2 separate regions of the Mus musculus genome follow, and region 2 is linked to region 1. A link is a loop called in an ENCODE intact Hi-C map of the cell type or tissue named here. Cell type or tissue: left cerebral cortex. All regions are shown on one strand. Links, peaks and the distances in the headings refer to the core of each region. The heading gives the core; the rest is flanking DNA.

What was found. A loop is a pair of places that touch in the nucleus more often than their neighbours do. Peaks named below come from ENCODE experiments on the same cell type or tissue, not always from the same donor. Only the 100,000 strongest peaks of a DNase experiment are listed, where the experiment ranks them.
Region 2: a loop joins it to region 1, with 7 times the contacts of the local background. A loop is called at or near these places in 34 of 42 quality-filtered maps.

The regions. Positions count from the first base shown.
Region 1 is chr6:115,003,596-115,014,148 of GRCm38, reverse strand. It overlaps Tamm41 (TAM41 mitochondrial translocator assembly and maintenance homolog), which reads left to right. Exons shown (of 8, transcript NM_026894.1): 6 at 1,826-1,991; 7 at 3,280-3,342; 8 at 9,630-9,768. The coding sequence ends at 9,706. Among named protein-coding and RNA genes, the nearest start is that of Tamm41, 29 kb to the left of the region's middle. In left cerebral cortex, for the core only: a CTCF peak has its summit at 6,169 (motif pointing right); DNase peaks (open chromatin) are centred at 6,183 and 8,474; H3K27ac peaks cover 1,559 bases.
Region 2 is chr6:114,923,016-114,933,568 of GRCm38, reverse strand. It overlaps a transcript of Vgll4 not described here. Among named protein-coding and RNA genes, the nearest start is that of Vgll4, 6.5 kb to the right of the region's middle. In left cerebral cortex, for the core only: CTCF peaks have their summits at 4,038 (motif pointing left), 4,941 (motif pointing left), 5,985 (motif pointing left), 6,975 and 1 weaker place; DNase peaks (open chromatin) are centred at 4,010, 4,931, 6,604, 6,993 and 1 more place; H3K4me3 peaks cover 431 bases; H3K27ac peaks cover 1,729 bases.

The DNA of each region.
Region 1 (10,553 bases), core at 1,194-9,193:
GCCAAGAGCAGATTACCTTCCTCAAGGGACCTTGTGCCTTTCTCTTGTATTTCAGCTGGTACAGGAGCCTTCCTTGCTATGATGAGGGTAATCAGCTCTGTTTATATTCACCTGATCAAAATGTTAATCACACCTTTAAAGTGACCGAGTGTCTGAGCACTGCAGTTTAATCAAAGTACATAGAATGGCCACCACACCCCTGTGTCTTCTCAGTACAGAAAGAGCACTAATTTCTCCCTCCTAGGATGTGGTTTTACTTTTTCCTACTGCTTTGGCCAGTGGGAGGGAGCTCAGAGCCGCTGCTTACCCTTCTATAGTGGCAGCTCTCACGTGCCTCTGGAGTTTGCTCACTGGAACACTCCTAGTGCCAGTCATCAGGTCAGGCATATCTGCCCGGGCCCCACCTGGCTCTGTGAAGCTGCCCTGAAGCTAGAGTTCAGAGTTCTCCCGGCTCAGGGCCAGAGTTGGGCCTGCATCTCCTGATTAGTAGATTCAGGTGGCTAGCTGTCCATGCCTGAGAGCATCTCTCAGAGGGCACTGGACAGCAAGTAAGAGGATATGTAGCCCTGGCTGGCCCGGAACTTACTGTGTAGACCAGGATGGCCCTGAGCTTCGATGACGTGTGTGTGGTCACACGTGACTTTGTGGAGTTTGGTTCTCTCCCACCTGACATGGGTCCTGGGTGCAGAGCTCTGGTGGCCAGGCTGCTGAACCATCTTGCGTGCCCTGAAGCTGTTCTTTGCTATGATGCTAAAACCCAAACTCTGGTGGAAAAATACTGTGAGCAAGCTTCCGAGGGGGCCATTGTTCCAGGCAGCTGCACTCCCACATAGCTTCCATGTTTTTATATTTTTAATTCTATGAAGCAAACTGCACTGCATTGGGGAACTAGTCTGGTCTTGGCAGTAGGGTTAACTTTTGAATGAGTGGTCTCTAGGCAATACATAGTTTTATTTATGTCTTTGTCCTTGAGCAGCTTAAGAAATGGAACTTTCTGAGCAGCTCAGTCATATGTAACAACTAATGACAACTAAGTTATGTCGATAACTAATTACTAATTCAGTTACTAATTCACTCACCTTCTGTGTAAGACTGGCCTTTGTCATCGGTGGGTCCCTAGAGCCATTTGTGAAGCGCAGCATTGCATAGAAGAGGCCCCCAGAGCGGGGGACAAATTCAGATCGAGTTGTCTCGTGCACCATCACACAGCATTCAGAGTGGGTGGGAGCCTGAGTTTTGGGTTGGATCTGGGCACGTTGGCTGCAGGCTTATGACAAGTAGGACACTGCAAACGTTGCAAGTCAGAAACTGACCCACCAAAGAGGTGCTGGAGAGGTGGCCCACTGGTTAAGAGCTGCTCTTGCAGAAGCCCTGGATCCCTTTCCCAGCACCCACATGGTGGCTCGAAACTGTCTGTAACTAATTCCAGGGGATCTGACACCTAATTCTGGGCTCTAGGCACACACATGGTGCACATACATGCATTCATTCAAAACACCAATGCATAAAATAAAATAACGTTTTAAAAATGTTTTAGAGACTTCTTTTCTCATGTAGAAGTAGAATATTCTAGAATCAGGGCTGTCCTTTTTGAAGGAACGTATAATTCTGACCATGTAAATACTCAGTTTCCCATGCCACCTGGGGCAGGTGTGGTGCTTACATCAGAGGAAGGAAAGCCTTATTTAATTACAAATGTGAGCATAGGAGTCCTGCATGAGACTCTTGTTTGTGTGGTTTCTAAATAGAAGCCATGTGTCCGACTAGCTGTGTCTAGACTTCAGAGCCCTTGCAAAGACGTCATCTCTCTCTCTCTTTTTCCCAGATAGATAAAAGCCCAGAAGGACAGTTCACTCAGCTAATGACACTGCCCAGAACCCTACAGCAGCAAATCAATCACATCATGGACCCTCCTGGGAGAAACAGAGACGTGGAAGAGACTCTGCTGCAGGTGGCTCAGGACCCCGACTGTGGAGATGTGGTGCGACTAGGTGTGTCCACGAGTCTGGGGTTGAGCAAGGGCTGGCTGAGGGTGAAAGCAGCCTTTGTGTCATTCAGACGCATTGTTTCTTCCTTCTTGCCTAATGAGATCAAGAGAGAGATTGCGTCTGCGGAGAAGAAAAGCATGAACAATTCGGGGTTTTCCAAATCTCAGTGTTCACTTGCTTGAAGCAAGCAGTGGGAAAACTACCCACTGGCTGCAGCACAGCTGCCTCTGGTTTCAGGAACACAACTTCTAGATGTTATTTGAAAGATGTGTCTGTCCTTTGTGGAGGTCTGAGAAGGAAAGAGACTGAGAGTACTTTCTTGGCTTCGCTGACATCTTCAGCTTCTCTCTGACTGGTCCCAGGCTGTGCCCAGCCAGCTACCCTCTCTGAGGGCCCTCAGACTGAGTTTCTCTGCACTCACTCCAGGGCCTCCTTAATGTTTATCAAAAGATCCAAACCCAAGTGGAGCTGCAGACTTGTAATCTCAGCACTCAGGAGGCTAGGGCAGAAGGTTCGCCTCAGGTTCAAAACCAGCCTGGGCTACATAGTGAGTTCAGGGCCAACCAAGGTTAATTAGCAAGGCGAGGCTCTGTCTCTAAAAACAACTGAAAGATCACAACCTTAAAACTTGAGAGACCCACTTCTCTCTTAAGTAGCAAAGGACAGTAGGGAAGGCATAATTAGGAAACTGAAATGACCCTGTCTCTCAAACAAATTCATTCTCCCTTTGTCTCTCAGTAAAATATTTGTTGATTAGAAATGCAGTTTGCAGTAAGGAATTTGGCGGTGGCTCCACCCTCCCTCTCCGGAACCTGCACCAAGTTTCTTGAGAATCCCAGGCACCAGCTCCCCTAGGCCAGGCCAGGCCTTTGGCGGGTTGCTGCCACCCTGAGATGATGGGAGACTTGGGCCCTGTATCTTAGAATAAAAATTCTCATTTCCTTTTACTATGGGCACCTCGAGATAAAAAACAAAGATCTCTTCACATTTTCTGCATCTTAGAACTGTGAACTAGAAGGCATGGGCAGCTTTAAATTCCTAAGATGACCTTCGAGGGTCACCTCCCACCCCCCTTGTTTAAAGGTGGCCAAGTTGTACAGCAGCCTCGGCCTCTGCGGGTGCTCACACAGCTGGGCCTGTGCACAGCTGGCCTCCCAACAGGGCCGGCAATCCCCCGCTGGTTCTGGAAATGACTAGCTGGAAATGATATTTAGTATCGGAGTTTTAAGACCTCTAAGATGACCAGCCTGTGTCCAGCTTCTGTTATCCTTTTTGCTTTTGTGTTTTGCAGCGATCTCATCAATCGTCAGACCTTCCAGCATCAGGCAGAGCACTAAAGGCCTTTTTACTGCTGGTAAGACCTTTGGGAACAGGCACCTGGGGTAGCAAAGGACAGTAGGGAAGACATAATGCTGGACAGAATGGCCTCAGTGCTGCCGGTTGAAATACAGAGCTTTGCATTTGCATCTCCCTTGTACTGGTGCAGTTCTAACCCATACACCCCGTCATTGTAGTTCTCTTAGATAGTCATGACTGCAGTGTGACCTGAACTCCTGGGTCACCACCCGAGGTGCTGGCAGGAGGCTTGGGCTCTCCTCTCAGTTCCTAAATAACTCCTTCCTGTGTGGGGTTTTGCTCTCATGTTTCTGTATTGAAGTCACCCCTCGCAAAGCACTGCAAAAACAGGGGAGTGCCCTGCTCCGTTCACGGACACCTGCTGCCTTCTCTTGGTGAGATGTTTCTGTTTCCCCTGCTGTCTCCTGAATCGTGGGGTTAGGTTACCGTTCTTCTGTTCCTCACTTTAGTTGCCAGCTCCCCGTGGGCAATCGAAGGCCATGTTTGAGCCACAGTTATGCTCGCCCCTCGGCCACTGGGTGCCAGGCCCGCCCGCCCATGGCCTCCCTCCTGCCTGAGTTCTCCTTTCCTACGTGCAGCTTGGGCCGAGTCGTTATTGAAAGTTGAACCCTGAGTCGAGGCAGATGATGTGTGTTTCCTCCCCTGCCCTGCGGGTCCGTGGCTATGCCCTGCACTCTCTTGGTGCACAGCTTACAGATTCAAAGTCATCCTTGTCTTCATAGCAGAGCGCTGTCTGAGAGAGGTGGAGGGGAGGGAGGAGAAAGAAGGGGGAGGGGAGAGAAGACAGATTCTTGAAATAATTACTTCAATTATTCTCACTTTCAGGACTACTGTTGAAGTTCAAAGCTATTCTGATCCTTAGTCCATGTGTGTGTTCGGGAGCTCCTTGACTCTTCCTTCTCCCTGGGGCTCTGGAGTCCCATCATTGGCATGCTGTGCTGGGCCCTTTGATCTCTTTCAGGGGAACTCAGAGTATCCCTTCTTTTCCCACTGTGAAGTCCTTTATCCAGATGTGGGTGCTCCTAGGCCAGGGGTTGCTGTCCTTGTGTCTCCCATGTGACCTCTGCTCTCTGGGAGGTTTGGCAGCCTCTGTGAGTCTGGGGTACTGGGTGTCACACAGGCTATGCAGGCGCTTTCTCACCCTAGTTACTTTCCCAGCCTCCGTTCCTCTGTTCTTTATGTCCAGCAAATTCATCAAGTATAGCCTTAGATATTGCCAGATTACCCACCAAAGTAGCTGTGTTGATGAGTAAGGTGTGGGAAGCCTTCTCTCTCCTCACTCTCTGCAGCTCTTGGTGTCATCACATAAAATGCTTGCTGTAGCTCTTTGCTCCTAGCATTGAGCATCTGGCTGCCCTGTGCTGGTTGCTCAGGCGTTGGCCATCCCGCCGCCTGAGCTGGTAAGGAAGACTGACACGTACATGGTCAGGAGATGGCGCAGGGGTAGCTCCCAAACAGAGTGACTTCTCACCCTACGCCTGTTCCTTGGGTGTGAGACTGCCCTGGAGCTGGTGTGGCCACACTCGAGGCTCACAGCCCAGTGCATGTCCCTCGGAGCATCTGTTCCCTGGATGCAGTGATGCCCCCGAGTCTGGAAGGCTCTGGCCAGGTTTCAGCAGCACTAAACACTTACGTCAGCTGCAGAAAAGGTCTCCCACAACTCTGCACGTAACTTGGTGTCTCTGACTAAGGTAGTCATGTGTTCTGAGCTCCTGCTGGTGGACTCGGGCGAAGCTGACATGGGTGACATGGTTTGCTAGAGCGAATCAGGCTGGTGACTTGTGCTGTGCCTGTGGCTGGTTGAGATGGGTTTCTGGGCTACAAGGGATGTTTGATGCTTTCAGTTGCAATAATGGTGTTGTTTGGCGTTTTTAATCTTGTTCTTTCAGAGGGACATGCTAAAATATTTATGGATGAAATAATATGATCCCTGGGATTTGCTTTACAATAGACAACAGAAGATAGTGGATTCTGGGTGTTTCTGAGCTGACATGGTGAGACTCAGTAAAGTAGGGCTGTATCAGTATGCTGTTGTCCTAACAGCATTTTTATATTTTTATGTAAGTTGGCATCATATATCCCTGGCCCAGCCGCAAACTTGCTACGTAGATAAGAATGGTCTGGAACTCTCAGCCCTCTGGCCCCCACCTTCCATGTGCTGGGATGACAGGCATGGACCACCACACCTGGTTTTAGCACTGATCAGATCCATGGCTCCTCACTTGGAAGGCAAGTGCTCTGACTGAGCCACCACCAGCCCTCATTGGTTGTTTGCGACACTATCCTGCTATGCAGTACAGGGCGGTCCTCCTACCTTAGCCTCTGAGTGCTGGGATCTGTCTGTTAGTACAGTTTGTGCATGAGTATGTTTTAGCATTTTTGTGACTTGGGGTGGGTGGGAGATTTTAGAAAATCCAAACTGTTTTTCTTCATTGGCCCGTTTTGCTCAATGAAAAGCTTTACTGCTCCATACACTGTGGGCTTAACTAAACTGTTTGTCACTTAAAACCTTGGGACCCTTTGGGTCCAAACAACCGAGAAACTGAAGGACTCCATTCCATGATGTGCCTGATTTTAATAAAAGTTATCTTTAGTTATGGTAATGTCTTACCAAAGAAGAACAGCCTCTGTGTGTAAAAAATGAATAACAATACAGTCATGAGCCGCACCAAAGTAGACCTAAAATTGCTTTTCCTATTTGAATAGTGACAATTATTAGCCAGGAGTGAAAACAAACAAACAAAAATCATTGTGAATCCCTGCACCACCTCCTGATAACCTCCACCCTGAGATAGGCCCTGGGCATCTCCCCACTGAGTTCTGCCATTCGCCAGCAGAGGGCAGTGTTAGCAGAACCTGCCACCCAGGTTCCCTCCGGGCCAGGACTGCCCTGCATCCCCTGAGCAGTGACTTGCTTCACTTCTCAGGGCCCCACATTGTACAGGGGGAGAAAGGGCACAGGCAGCGGCAACAGTAGGCAACGATGACCCTGCTGCAGTTCTGTGGGTCTTCTGGCCTTGTGCCTGGCCTCTCTGTGTATGTGGTAGCCTGTGAGATCTGTAACCCGCCCTGCAGATTTTCTTGGGAAACATGTTCGGTGCGCTGTGTTTGTGAGCAGCATGGCCCTCTGTCTTAATAGCTTTCCCTTGCAGTTTGTCAGATACGCTCATGGTCTAGCTTGAAGTCTTAGAAATACTCTGTTCCTTTTCTCTGGAAGTTTCTTCGTTAGGAGCTGGTCTCCATCTCGCATACCCTGTTGCTAGCAGAGCAGCAAGATTCTCCTCAAGTTTCCTAGTTCATCAGGAACTAGCGTCAGCACGGAGCCCCTGAAGAAAGTAGTTTGCCACTGAGGGTAGCCAGTCTCTGCCAACAAAAGACCAGCAGAGCCAACTGTCTTTGTCTAAGCAGCAGCCCTTTACAGAGTCTCTGTGCCTGGCTCGAGCCTGCTGCAGCAGTTTGAGTGAGCGGGTGTGAGGACAGGTAGGTAGGAAATTGGAGTCAGTGATCAGCCTGAGAGATAGGCCAGAGCCGCACAAAGGTCGGCCCCAAAGCTGCATTCAGCATTCAAAGACTGCTGAGCCTCCCTGAGGCCAGAGGGAGGCTACTGAGGATGCAGGAAGAGGGAGGGGACTGTTACCAGAGAGACCAGCAGATAGGGATAGAGCCAGCTAGCCATCTGAAGGAGCCTTGCGCAAGCCCAGGCCAGGGCAGCAAGGGAAGAGAGTGCATGGGGCACAGGAGAAGAAGGAGGCAGGAGGCAGATGCAAACCCCAGAGACTGGGGTGCCACCCTCTGAGGTGCGGGAAGCCGATTAGTCTAATTCTCCCTCCTGTCTTTATGGTCAATCAGAGTTAAATCTCCCAACTTCAAAAGACTCCGCTGAATTAACAGGACACGTTTAGTCTTATCCCTAAGAGATATCCCAGCATGCCTCGCTGCTCCTCATCCCATTCCTGAAACACAGTGGAGCCAATCGTTATTTTCATCTTACATCATCTTTCTGATGATGTGTTTATCACTTAAGGTTGAACACCCTCCCTCCTCCTCCTCCTTCTCTTTCTCTCTCTCTCTCTCTCTCTCTCTCTCTCTCTTTCTCCTTCCCTCCCTCCCTCCCTCCCTCCCTCCCTCCCTCCCTCCCCCCTTTCCTGCTTCCCTCCTCTATTCTGATTGGGTATCTGTAGCTGAGGCTGCTGTGACCTCAGTTGTCTGGCTTTGCTCTCTGGGTTCTAGGGTTGTAGGTGTCCACTGCCACACCCAGCCATGTCTAACCTGTCAAATTAAGCTGTAGCTCTGCCTCGGATGAGCCTTTCCCTGTACACAGGTCAGTTGGAGGCTCACTGCAAGTGTTCAGAGGCTCACTGACTTTGTCTTCATAGGTGTGGATATAGAATTGTGTCAGGCCCCACCTTAGAGTGTGTGCTGGAGAAGTTGGCCCACTGATGGCCCCTTCTTCTTGATGCTTTTTCTTCCTGAATTGCTTTAGACGGTTTCTCTTCCTCCTTTCTCTTGCCTTCCCCCTTCCATCCTCAGAGCTCAGGCTGTTCCTGGACCCCACTCCTGTTTGATGTGGTAATGTGAACAGCTCCTGCCCTGGCGTGCCACTCTGGCTCCTCCACAGAGCCTCCACAGGGGGCTTTCCCACCTGCCCCCGGTGCTTCACAGACTTTGCTGTCCTTTGAAGAACACTGTTTCAATTTTATGAAATTGTTGGCTGAAATATTTTAAGCCTTTGGTGAAATTAATTGTTCTTACCTTGAGCAAACCTCAGCTCTTGAGAAAACCTGGTGGGATCGAGCACGTTCAGAGTGGTGTGGCTATGGACGGAGCCCATGGAAATCTAACCTCAGGGCCCCTCTGCATGGAAGTGCACATAAGCAGTCATTTCCTAGTGTTCTTTGTGGCACAGTCCCCTACTGCAGGCTTTCTGACCGCTGAAGGAGGAATTGTGTTCGGTCAAGGGAGGCATCTAGTGCTCTAAGCAGCTGAAGATGGCACCCAGGGCCACTCAGCCATGGTCAGTATTTACCTGACAATCTCAGAGGAGCTTGTCACTAAGCTATGGCAAGAGGAGTTGGTCGGTCTCCAGCCGTGACTCAGCAGCCTGGGCTTGCTGTGCTGAGTCCTGCATGTGTGACTGCCTGGCTTCTGCTCGGCCTTCTGGTTGGTTCTGCTGAAATTCGAAACAGCACCTTATGTAATGATCTTCCAGCCTTAGTGCTCAGGTGGGTGAGTCTGACCAGAGTCATTGCTTCAGGGAGAAAATTAAGAGGGGTGGAGGCAGTGAAAACTTGGAGTTTCTCAACGAGATCATGTCAAGCTGAGAACACGAATCCAGACACATCTGCTAATGGTTTTGGGAACCCTGCCTTTCTCCCTGTCACTGCCTGCAGTAGCCACAGATTCCAAGCAGGTGAGGCAGCTTCCAGTTAACAGGGCCAGGTAGTTTAAAAGATCACTACCCAGTTAATCCTCCCATCTTGTCAACATGGTCACCAAGCCACAGCCAGGAGCATACACTTCCAACCCAGAGCACAAAGAGAAGAAGGCTTCAGCTCCTCAGGCCACACCCTAAAGCACCAGCTGAGAATACTAGCACCCAGTTTATCCCTTGGTACGCGTTTCCCATAAGCCTCAGAGAGCCTCTTCTCTGGGATTTTGTAGTTGGGATAAAGTCAGAGGCCTATAAGAACCAATCTTCACTCTGCCACTTCAGAAGACTCAGCTAAGCATCTCCTGTGTGCTGCTGGGTACCAGGTACTGCATGAGGTGAAAGGAACGCTGGGTGAATAGAACAAGGGCCCTGTCCTGGGGAGCTGTCAGTCTAGGCAGAGACAGGAGAATCAGCTACAAGTGCAGAACAGAGGGGTAAATGCTATTCAAGAGGCGAGCACCAGGCAAGAGAGCAGCCTGGCATGTGTCGTTGGAACTGCATCTGCTCTAGGCAGACAGGTGGCGTGCGTGGGACACAGAGCAGCAGTGACTGGGATGCTCCTGCTGTCGAGAGGGAGCACCAGAAGGCTCCTCCCTTCTAAAAGACCTGGGAAGCCCAGTGGCTGCCAGAACCCCTTTCAACCCCAGGAATCCTGGTCAGACACAGAATGGTGCTGCACAGCAGGGGCCCAGCTCAGAGTCTCTGCGGCCTCTAATGGCCTTCGGCTCCCAGGTCCTCTCAAAACGCCCCAGTCAGCCCACTGTAGCCCGAACCCAAAGACAAGCCTCTGGGACGGTAGCTGCGTGTCCACCGAACAGGACTCACTCCTCATCCACGCTTCTTTTTTCTTGCAGGTATGAAGAAGTCTGTGATTTATAGTTCACGGAAACTGAACAAAATGTGGAAAGGGTGGATGAGAAAAGCGTCCTGACTTGACTGATGTTGTGTTACGTGTAGATTATGAATAAATGGCTCCATGCTTTTTTAAGAGTTGCTTGTCACTCTGACTGGCTGCTTGAAATCGAGGAGACCAAGGTTTGAGTCATGCTTGGTAAGGTTTGGTTTGTTTCTGGGTCTTTATTAGACAGAGTCTCACTTTACAGCCTGGCTGGCCTCAAATTCACAGAGATCCTCCTGCCTCTGCCTCCTGAATCTGGGATTAAAAGGTGTGTGCCACGATGCTTGGCTATGGTTGATTTTTTTTTTTTTTTAATTCACTGTCAGACACTAACTCAGGTGCTACCCAAGCACATGAGAGGACTTTGGACCCCAAGAAAAGGCTTCTAGGTACAGAGCTGTGAGTGCATTTTGTGATCCATGCTGAACAAAAGGTTCTGACTTTGAGGACACACTGAGTTGGACATGACAGGTGCTGCTACTGTGCGTTTGAACTTGTAGCCTGTAAAGTCTACAGGGTACATAAGCTGGGCTCTCTTCTAGTGCCCCAGTCCCCATTCACTTGGTGGGATTTTGGTTTTGGTTTTTGTCTTTTCAGTTTGTTTTTTTTTTTTTTTTGGTTTGGTTTGGTTTTGGCCTGTTTTGTATGAAGTTGTGTAGCAGACTGACTTTTGGGTGCAGAGCCCTAGACGACCCCTTGCAGCTTCTGCCCAGCCAGTACTGAGACGTGTGTACGTACCGAGAACCCAGCAGTACAGGACACACTGATCCACCCTGCTTTCCTCTCTGCCCTTTGTTGTGTTGGCTCCTCTAAGGCTGGCTCCAGTCACTGCCATCATCTTCTTGTATCATGTCATCAGAGATTCCCCCCCCCCATATCT
Region 2 (10,553 bases), core at 828-8,827, 80 kb after region 1:
TTTTTCGAGACAGGGTTTCTCTGTGTAGCCCTGGCTGTCCTGGAACTCACTCTGTAGACCAGGCTGGCCTCGAACCCAGAAATCTGCCTGCCTCTGCCTCCCAAGTGCTGGGATCAAAGGTGTGCGCCACCACTACCTGGCAAAAAAATTTTAATGTCTATGAGTATTTTGCCTCCGTGTATGTGTGTGCACCACACGTGTGTCTGGTGTCTGAGGAGGTTAGAAGAGAGTGTCACATCCCCTAGAACTGGAGTTACACACAGTTGTGAGCTGCCATGTGGGTTCTGAGAACCAAACCCAGGTCTTCCCCAAGCGCAACAATTGCTCTTAACTGAGTCATCTCTTCAGCCCTACGCTTCCTCTTTAATAAATACATAACTAACTAACTAAATAACTAGCTAAAAATAGCAGTTGCACAGAAGGACCCTCTGAGATGGAGACATGCAGACACCTGCATGGTTAACTCAGAATTTGAAACTAGTGTGAACAGTTGCAGGAGAGCATACTGAGGCACTGAGGGAAGTGGCCTGAGAGTGACAGGCAGGAGTAGAGAGCAGGGTGCCTGGCATTGTGGGGTCTGCTGCCATCAACACTGGGCGGGCAGTACTTTGGGGCAAACAGCCTGGCCGGGACCCCAGCTTGCTACCTGGGAGTTAAAACCTTCAGGGTTACAGCAGGTTGTTTTAGATGCTGTGAAACACTGGTGGCATCAAGGGAGAATGGCCTAGTCAGGTATTATCTTCATTTTCTAGAGCTGGAGGGAGGATGTTACATACCTGAGCCCATATCCTCATAGGGTCCATTCATTCTCACCTCCAGCACTGGACCTTTGGGGCTACCTTTGTGCTTTCAGTAACCACACACACACACACACACACACACACACACACACACACACACACACACACACACACGTGTTCTGTCTTCATGCATACCAGAAGAGGAAATCAAATCCTGTCACAGATGGTTGTGAGCCATGATGTGGTTGCTGGGAATTGAACTCAGGACATGTATGCTCTTAACCACAAGCCTTCTCTTCAGCCCCCCTCTGTGGCTTTTATTGAGATGAGGTCTCTGTAGTCCAGGCTGTCTGTGTGTCTGCCACCAGCCCTGGGTTCTCAGTAATGCTTGCTAACCCACTCACCCAGCTTCCTGGGAGAGGACTGTGAGTTAGCATACGTGCTTCATTGATGAGGCGCTCCATCTCCAAAGACGTGCTCCTTAACCCGCTCTGCAAGTCTGTTAAGGTCTTGGACAAGTGCCATTTTATTTATGAAATCCACACCCAAGTCCCTGCACAAAGTAGGCCTTCTCCCTCCCTGGCCCTTTAGTGTGTGTTTGTAGTTCTTGTAACACAGGCTTTGCATTCTTTCTGTCCAGACCCTAAAAGCTTCCAGGCCAGTGAGGTGGGAATTTTCTTCTCTCGCTCTGCAGAGCCAGAGTGGAGGCAGCTTCTCTCTGTCCACAGGCCCTAACCCTGTCATGTCTTCCCTGCCGTGCTTCGGGACACCAAAGTCGGCACACAGCCCTTGAAAACATGAAAATTGTCTGTGCCCTAGGCTTAGTACGGTCCAGAGTCTCGTGTGTAGCTTGATCCTGTTTAGGGTGAGTTTGTGACCAAGGCATGCAGGCAGGGTCAGGTGTCCGCGTGCTGTGATCTTGCTGCTGGACTCAGCTACCTCCTCCTGTCTGATAGAACACCTAATAGACTAGGTGTTTGCCCGACTTTGAACTTTTAAGCTACGTTCATGTACACAGCAGGCTGTTGCACATTTCATGAGGGTACTTTGACCACCTTGCTCACCCAAGCTCACTTTCTTGTTGAACATTAAATGTGCATTCATAAGGGGGAAACGGAGGGACTCGAGTTTTCTCTTTGATGAAGAGTCCTTGGCCACACGCCAGGCCAATAAAGTGAAAGATCCAGACCGAATTCCCGCCTTCTCGTTCTCCGCGGCCTTCCTGGCATATTGAACTGGCACCCGTTTTTGTTTTTATTTTCGTCTTAATTAGTCATGCTACTGAAAGCAGGCACGCAGCCGTGATCTGCCGAGGGTGTGGAAGGGTGCTCCTGGCTCAGCGATTGGAGGGAAATGGTTGCTGTATGTGTCAGCCTTCCCTGGGAGGACACGGGGGTGGGGGAGGGTAACCCCCTTCTTGGTGTTTCCAGAGCCAAGCTAGAAACTGTAACCTAGGGCTTCGGTGGCAGCTGTGTCTAAATTTGGCGGCTTGGTTACCGCTTTGGGGAGGGGATGCCCTGAGCTTGCCCACACAGGCAGAGCTTTCTCTCCCCCCTTCCTTACCACGTGCTTTACAGAAGAGGGGGTGGGGGGAGCTTTTATCTGGGTGTAATGTGAATTGGAAGCATTGGGGTTATCGTTTTCTTGGGCATTGGGTACAATGGGAATGCTTATACAGGGACACTGTAGCTGGGATCCTAGAGAAACCATTTCAGACAGAGTGGACGGTAGAGACATTCACAACTAACAGGATCTTCCCTGAAACTTGGGTTAGTGAAGTCCCTTATGGCCACTGTTCCCGGGACTGGCCTCATCCAGATATGTGTGCAACCAGTCCTTCATCCCAGGTAGCCATGTGTCACTCGGTGTGCCCTTCAGAAGGACACAGAACTTGCAGCTGACGGCAAACTATGGCTGCAGAGCTAACCTACCAGGAGTGCAAGCCAGCATCCTGTGTCTGCTATGATCAATACTCTCTTGGCACTGTCTCTTGGCCTGTCTGTTTTTCTCTCTGTCTTTCTTGGTTTGTAAGGAGAGCAGAGTGCTAACGTGCTCCTGTGGTAAGAAAAACTATGTAACCCAGCAGAAGGTGGCGGACACCGCTGTTCTATGCACCAGCGTTGTGTGTCGGGATCCCACCTGGGTGCTGGTGGGGACAAGAGGCTCAGGAGAAAGAGGAGTTCCCAGAATTTGGGTTTTAGACAGGTGCAGGTAGGGTGCCAATGGGAGGGAACCTGCTGTTCTGTACCCGAGTCTACAGGGGACTTTTCAGAGGAGTAGAGAGAGGAGGAGAGGCTGTGCCAGAAGGAAGTCATGAAGGGAGGTGTATCTTCCATTACTACTGTCTACTTAAGTGACAGATGGGTGATCCATATGAGTCCTGGATAGCTGGCAGCTTTTCGGAGCAGTAATCTTACATTTTTCTGAGCAATCAACCTGAGGGTTAACGCCACCTGGGTGTTAAGGAAGCCGTTAAACGGGCAGTGGCAAGACCTTTGTTCCCGCTCTTTTCTCCCCCTTTTTTATGGCTGGTTCTGTTTGCAGTTCTTTGGGGCTGGGGGCAGGGCAGGCCTATCACCCTAACAGACTTGGCATCCTTTATGGAACATGAGGAAACCATTGTGCAAGAAGCCCTAGCTCTGAATTCACCGGTCTGGCCCTAGGTAGCCCTGCATGATTGGGGGGCGGGGTTCTGCCATGCTCATTTACATACCCGGAAGTCAGCAGTTGTGCAGTTACTTGATCAAGTGTCAGAGCCGGGCTGTAAGCCCAATCTTTCCTACGTTTAGGGCTCCTTTACCAGGAAGCCTCTGTCCCCTTAGATAGAAAGCAGGCAGAGTGTCCTGCTTTCTGCCTCTGGTGCCGCCTGCAGTGTCCTTTGCATCCTCCTCCTGTTTGTCCTTCTGGGCTCAGTCTTCTATGCACCCTGATTGCTCTTTCTGAAGAGTCGGCTTTCCTTACCAGGGCTACAGCCGTTATGGTTTTCAAAATCTGCTCAGAACCTCTAGGTTAGGGAGTGTGGCTCAGTGAGGAGTGCTTGCCTAGTATGCTCTAGCATCTCCAGCACTGATGGTAGTATGGGGGCACAGGAGACCTACTGTGTTTCCAAGGCTATCTCATGTGTCACTTAGCTGTGAGATGATTCTAGACTTGTGGCTACCTATGAGGCCACTATGGTAAGAGCTTGCTCCCCTGTGCTGGGAGCCCACATGTGAGATCTGGGGTGAAATCCTCCACTTCTTGAGAACTGGACATTTCTGGACACTGGACTTTCACTGACCCCTACAGGACTATGTTCTCACTGCAGCAAACACAGAAAGCCAGGAGCTGACAGAGTCTGCTGTAAGCAGGCTCTGGCCTGTAAGCAGGGAGGACCCCATTGTTCTCCAGTGTCCTGGCTGTGCTGGATACCATCCATACACTTCAAACTTCAGGCCACTGCCACCCCAAGTGACATTGAATCATTCTGAACTTTGTGTGGCTTATGTACTTTATCTGTCTGCTATAGGCCTTGGGAAGTCTGCTCAATTAGTCTCCCCTTCTTTACATATTATGTAAAGAACCTAGGGAAAAACTTTCTTTTTTTAATGCCAGAAATAAGCCACAGAGTCACGATGTTCACTTGACCATCTCTGCTTTCTAACTGTTTAAAGCGTCAGGAGCCGTAGGGTGTAGCTCCTTTTCAGTGTCCTGGACTCCATCAGAAACACTCACTGCCTCTGGGGCCTGGTGGCCTCTCCTGCTTCCCTCAGTACCCAGATTAGACTTAGAGGTCTCCGTTCCAGTTTGTTCTCAGAAAATAGCTGGGCTACCTAACAGTGCCAAGTGTTGTTGTTGTTAGGTTCTGGGGAAAGTGATCTAAAGAGAGACAGGAGGTGTGAATAGGAGGCCAATACTTGAGGGGTACAGCTGTAAAGAGACAGTGACCCCACTTAGTGCAGCCAGAAAAGACTGGAAATTCTCCGCCAACTGCCTGGGACCAACAGCTTCTGGGAGGGACAGGTCAACAGGAGAGCCTGCTAAGCCCAATTCCCAGACGAAGTAAGTGTGTGTGTATGTGTTTTGCATCAGTTCTAGATGCCTCTGAGCTAGGAAGCCTACCTAAGATGACAGGCCCTTCTATGTAAAGGAATACTGAAGGCTTACATGTAAGGGGGATGTGGTGTCTTAGGTTGGCTCGCAGTGCCCCCTAGTGGTAGTCAAGAGCACTACACCTGTAAGGGTGGGCCGGCAGCCAGGAGCTTCTCACTAGGCCAGTAGTTCAGGGGTCACCCAAGACCATCAGAAACACAGATAATATTTACATTAATAGTCGTCACAGTAGCAAAATAACAGTTATGAAGTAGCAACAAAAGTCATTTTATGCTTGGGTCACCACAGCATGAGAAACCGTTAATAGGATTGCATCATTGGGAAGGTTGAAAACCACTGTTCTAGGAGAAGCATTTTAAAACTGTCTAGGTGTGTACTTGTAAATCCAAACTTCATCTGTCTGGGGTTCCCTGGGCCTGGCTATAGAATTGGGGACTGGACAATGCTTGGCTTAGAAGGCTCCTGACTGGTTCCAGTGGGTGGGAAAACCACCTCTCCTTCCTTTGTGTTTTAGAAACAGGGTTACAGTGTAGCCCAGGCTAGCCTAAAAACATCTGCTCTTTCTATCTCAGGCTCTTATGTGCCGGGGTGACAGTTGTGGATTACAACAACCAACTCTAGAAACTTTGACTTCTATCATATTTACCCACGGCTCACCAGAGTTGGTGCTGTCTGTCCTTCCACCACATGGGGTCCCAGGGGTTGAACTCAGGTTGTCAGATTTGGCAGCAAGCACCTTTATTCTCTGAGGTGCCTCCCAGGTCCCAAACTACACCAGTCTTGTAGATGGAATTCTGGTGGCCATGTTAGTGTCCATTTAAACACAGCATCAGTAAAAACACTGAAGGGGTGGCTATAGGGTGACTCTGGCACATCTCTCTCAGAAAACCTGGGCTCGCTTTGTGAGAAGACTTGAATACTATTGGGCATTATTTGGCTTAACGATATTTTCAACAGAAATACTTATTTCTCTTCTACAGTACTGAATACAGCTGACAGGGTTGAAAGGTAAGAATGGGGCCTAGAGAGATGGCTCAGTGGTTAAGAGTGCTCTGTTGCTCTTGCAGAGGAGCTTGGCTTGGTTCTCAGCATTCACATGCTGTTCACAACTGTCCATTACTCCAGACCCGGGGGATCTGGTGCCCTCTTCTGGCCTCTGAAGGCAATGCATGCATGCATGTTGTGCACAGGCATACACTCAGGCACAAACACATATACACAAAATAAAAATAAATAAATCTTAAAAAGAAAAGAGACCTGACCTTACTCTTGACAATACCATCGAGAGAATTAAAATTGGAACTGGGCTGGGGTGCCGCTCAGGGTGCTTCCCTCGTGTGGAAGTCACTTTGTTGGGCGTGCACATTGTTGGGCGTGGAGAACTGTAGATGTACCAGGGTTCACTAGAGACCGCTCTTTCTGGGGGCGGTAATTTATTTCCTTCCCGCAGCACTGATTTGTTATGAAGGTGGTGGGCAGCGGGGGCGGGGGTGGTGGCAGCTGCGGTGGTGGTTGAAACAGTGTTCTCCTGCACAGACCACTCTGGACTGGACCTCATATCAGTCCTCCTCGGTCAGAGTCACAGGTGCTAGGATTACAGGCATTAACACCACTGTCCTTGGCTTTTTCTAGTTATTTTAAACACTGGAGTGATGGCTCAGCAGTGAAGAGTACTGGCCTCTTTTCGGGAGGTCTGGCCTTTGATTCCTAGCACCCACATGGTGGCTTACAACCTTTGTAACTCCAGTTCTGGTGGATTGGAGCCCTCTTCTGGCCTCCTTGGGTACTGCATGTACATGGTGCACTGGCTTACATGCAGGCAAAATGCCCATACATGTCAAATAAAAGCAAAGCTTAAAAAAAAAGCCACTATTCTGAGCATGTACTCATTAAGTTTGTTTATGCCTTGAGTTCATCTTGAAACCTGCTTCTCTTTAGTCACCTGTCACCAATAGAATTTGTTCTTAATAGTATTTTTTGTTTTAATTTTTGAGATATTTAATGAAGGTGAAGCTATTTGGTAAGAGGCATTTTCTCTTTTAAAATTTTTTAAGAGTCATTTTCAATGACTTGTCTAGGTAAAAGCAAGAGGCTGTTGTATTTGAGAGACAGTTTACACTGGCGACTTCACTTTTCTGAATTGCCAGTGTGATTTAAAATTGGCCCCTAGAGGGAGATGTTGTATTGAAATTTTACATCCTGTTTGAAGAGCGGTTTTATGTCGTTTTTTCCAAATTTCACAAATTTGTATTAAACCCCTTTCAACGGTGCACAAAATGATCCCGTGTTAGTTAAAAGAAGTACTTAGAACTGGTACTGTTTTGCAGGGAACAAAAATTAAGACATAGGTCAATGATATACTTTATGGAACATTTTTGACAGAGTACATTTTAAAACGAGTCAGTTTAAGCAATCCCACATCGCAGAAATAGCCTGATACGCTAGGGTCTTTCCTTGGAAGGGCGTGCTATAGAAGGAACTTGACAGACGATTTACATTTACCTGGCCCAAACTTAGGACCACTTGAAATTTGACTCTATCCCTTCCCCTATGGCTCAGGTCAAGGTGTCCTGCCAATCTAAATTCAACCTCCAGGGGCCAGGGGAAAGTGGAAGGAAAGGCGGCAGAGTTGTCATCTGACACCCCACTCTCCATCCCACTACTAGACAGAGAGACACACACTAGTAAGAAATTTGATTCTTTCTCCTACATTTGGATAACAGGTGTGCCCCTGTTTAAAGACTCCAACTCACACGTTGAAGACCTATTGTGTGTTCGTTGGACTTTATGCATAGTCTGGCAGGTGAGAGCTATACAAAGCTCCTAAGTCTTGCCTTAGAGCTAAGTGCAGGATGGACCTCAAGAACATGGCCTGGACCACTTAGTCCTTCCTTGGTCAGGGTTCCTAGAGGAGAGCTCCCACCAGGTCTTCAACTTTGCATCCTAAAGAAGTCAGTCTTAAGTGGTTTTCCTTTATCATCAATGCAAGGGTATTGTTGTGGTTGTTTTTGTTGTGTTGGTTGTGGTGTCTGTGTGTGTGTATATGTGTGTGTATTTTGAGAGGTTTCTCTGTGTAGCCCTGGCTGTCCTGGAACTCACTATATAGATCAGGTTGGCCTCGAACTCAGAGATCAGCCTGCCTCTGCCTCCTGAGTGCTGGGATTAAAGGTATGTGTCACATGCCTGGCACAAGGTTTTAACTTAAAACTCTATGTAGCACTGTGGCTGTGGCTGACATTCTTGAGGCCCTGGTCCCATCCTGGGCACCACATGATTTCCGTCTTACAATGGCATTGTGGGTATTAAGATAGGTCAAGGGTGAAAGCGCCTTGGCCCATGCTGTGTCTTGGATGGTTGTTTGTACTCTGCTGAGGAATGTGTAGAGGATGTGAACATTCGGAGATGCCTGTAAGCCTGAGTTCTCACACATCCAGCTGTTCAGTTGATGAAGGACACCAGCTCATTTCCTAAAATCTTTTTTGGATTTTTTTTGCTTTTGTTGTTCACGCATCAGTTTAGACTGATTTTAATTGCATGAATGGTGATGGGGAACCGCCTTTAGACAGAAACCATTGTCTAAAAGTGGAACCACTGTGAAATTTAAAGAGAACAGTTGACTGGACTGGAGGCGGGGACCTGATAGCTCAGTGGGGGCTGTGTGTTCCCAGTCTTCCCAAACTTGATACAATGTTCCCTTCTCCGAAAGGCTCAAGTAGGAACATTTGATTCTAATAAGTATCTGAAAGTGCTATCAGGCCCCCGGCTTTTAAGCTGCTCGTGGGTTTGGCTGATGTAGACTAACTCAGTAGTCAGCTTTCTGGCAGGCAGAATGATTGAGTGGTTAGCCTGGGCTTGTGTCTGTGGTGACGGCGCCATCTCTGTTCCACCAGGAGGCTGAGCCATAACCAATATTTGTAGAGTACCTATTGTATGCTGTGGTGAGACTTATACTGACTACAGCTGGGCCTTGGTTTTCGTCTTTTCCACATGTAGTTTACTTTGGTCATCTGATACTAGTATGTGACATAATCTGTGACTAGCAAGAACACACACACACACACACACACACACACACACACACACACACACACATCCCATATAGACATTCACCTCTGCAGCTCTGAACGTTCATAGCTCCCTGTCAACTTTGTGTTTTAAGTCAGGTGCTTCCATCGTGGTCCTTTGAAGGTCTTGTTAATTGCTTAGAATTGTACTGCCTTTAGTTACTAAGCTTTAAAGACACTGCAGTTGGATGTGGTGGCCCACGGTTGTAGTCTTTTTTTTTTTCTTTCCATTTTTTATTAGGTATTTAGCTCATTTACATTTCCAATGCTATACCAAAAGTCCCCCATACCCACCCACCCCCACTCCCCTACCCACCCACTCCCCCTTTTTGGCCCTGGCGTTCCCCTGTTCTGGGGCATATAAAGTTTGTGTGTCCAATGGGCCTCTCTTTCCAGTGATGGCCGACTAGGCCATCTTTTGATACATATGCAGCTAGAGTCAAGAGCTCCGGGGTACTGGTTAGTTCATAATGTTGATCCACCTATAGGGTTGCAGATCCCTTTAGCTCCTTGGGTACTTTCTCTAGCTCCTCCATTGGGAGCCCTGTGATCCATCCATTAGCTGACTGTGGGGGTTGTAGTCTTGATATCAGCAATGCAGAGGCAGGTGAATCATGAGTTTAAGCCAACCTTGACTATAAAGCGAGACCCAGTCTTAAAAACAAAATCACCATCACCAACAAGATGCATAGGAGCTGAAGGGACAACAGAGTGGTTTGTAACACGTTCTGCTCTTACGGAGGATCCTAGTTCCGTTCCCAGCTGCCACATTGGGCAGCTCATCGCTGTCTGTAACTCTAGCTCCAGGGGTTCCAAGAACTCTTCTGGACTCTGTAGGTACCTGCGTCACATGCACAGCCTCCACTCTATACACATAATTAAAAATAAAAATAGCTCTTTAAAAAAAGGACATATATCTTCCCAGGGATTATTATCTTGCCTTTTCACTTTAAAGTGGAGAGCTTCCTCCTTCACCTTCATTGCATCAGGAAAACACCCCTCGTGGGTTGATGAGCATTGTGGAGAAATATGAAAACAGCCAGCCATTTAAAGCTGAGCGTGTCTGAGCAGGCATGGTGGCACACAGCTTTAATCCCTGCACTGGATGGGCAGAGGCAGGCGGATCTCTGTGAGTCTGAGGTCAGTCACATCTACATAGTGAGTTCCAGGACAGCCAGGGCTTTAAAGTGAGACCCCATCTTTGGGGGGGGGGGGGACACGGAAGCTGAGCATGTCTGCGTCTGACTTTGGGGGGAGTTTGTTCTTTCCGTTTACCACATAGGTCCCTGGGATTGAGCTTGGTGTCCCCTTGCCTACAAACCATCATATTTGATGTTGAGTCATGGAGGAGAAGTTGCTAAGCGTTTTGTGTGTACCCCTCCATCTGTAGGGGATTGCTTCAATCTTAAAATAAGTGACTGTAATGAAGTCTTGGGAAGGTGTGACAGAGCTGACAGTAGCCCAGAGAGGTCTTGGAACTTGTGGCAGTTCCTCTCCCTCGGATTCCGACTGCTAGAATTACAGGCTGGTGCCACTCTGCCAGGCTGCAGCAGAGTCACTTAGAGCAGGTCTTTTCCTTTCTTCCATGATGCTGATGAAGCTCAGCACTGCTCTGGATTTGAACTTGGAACATTTTTAAAGTTTCCATGATTGGTCA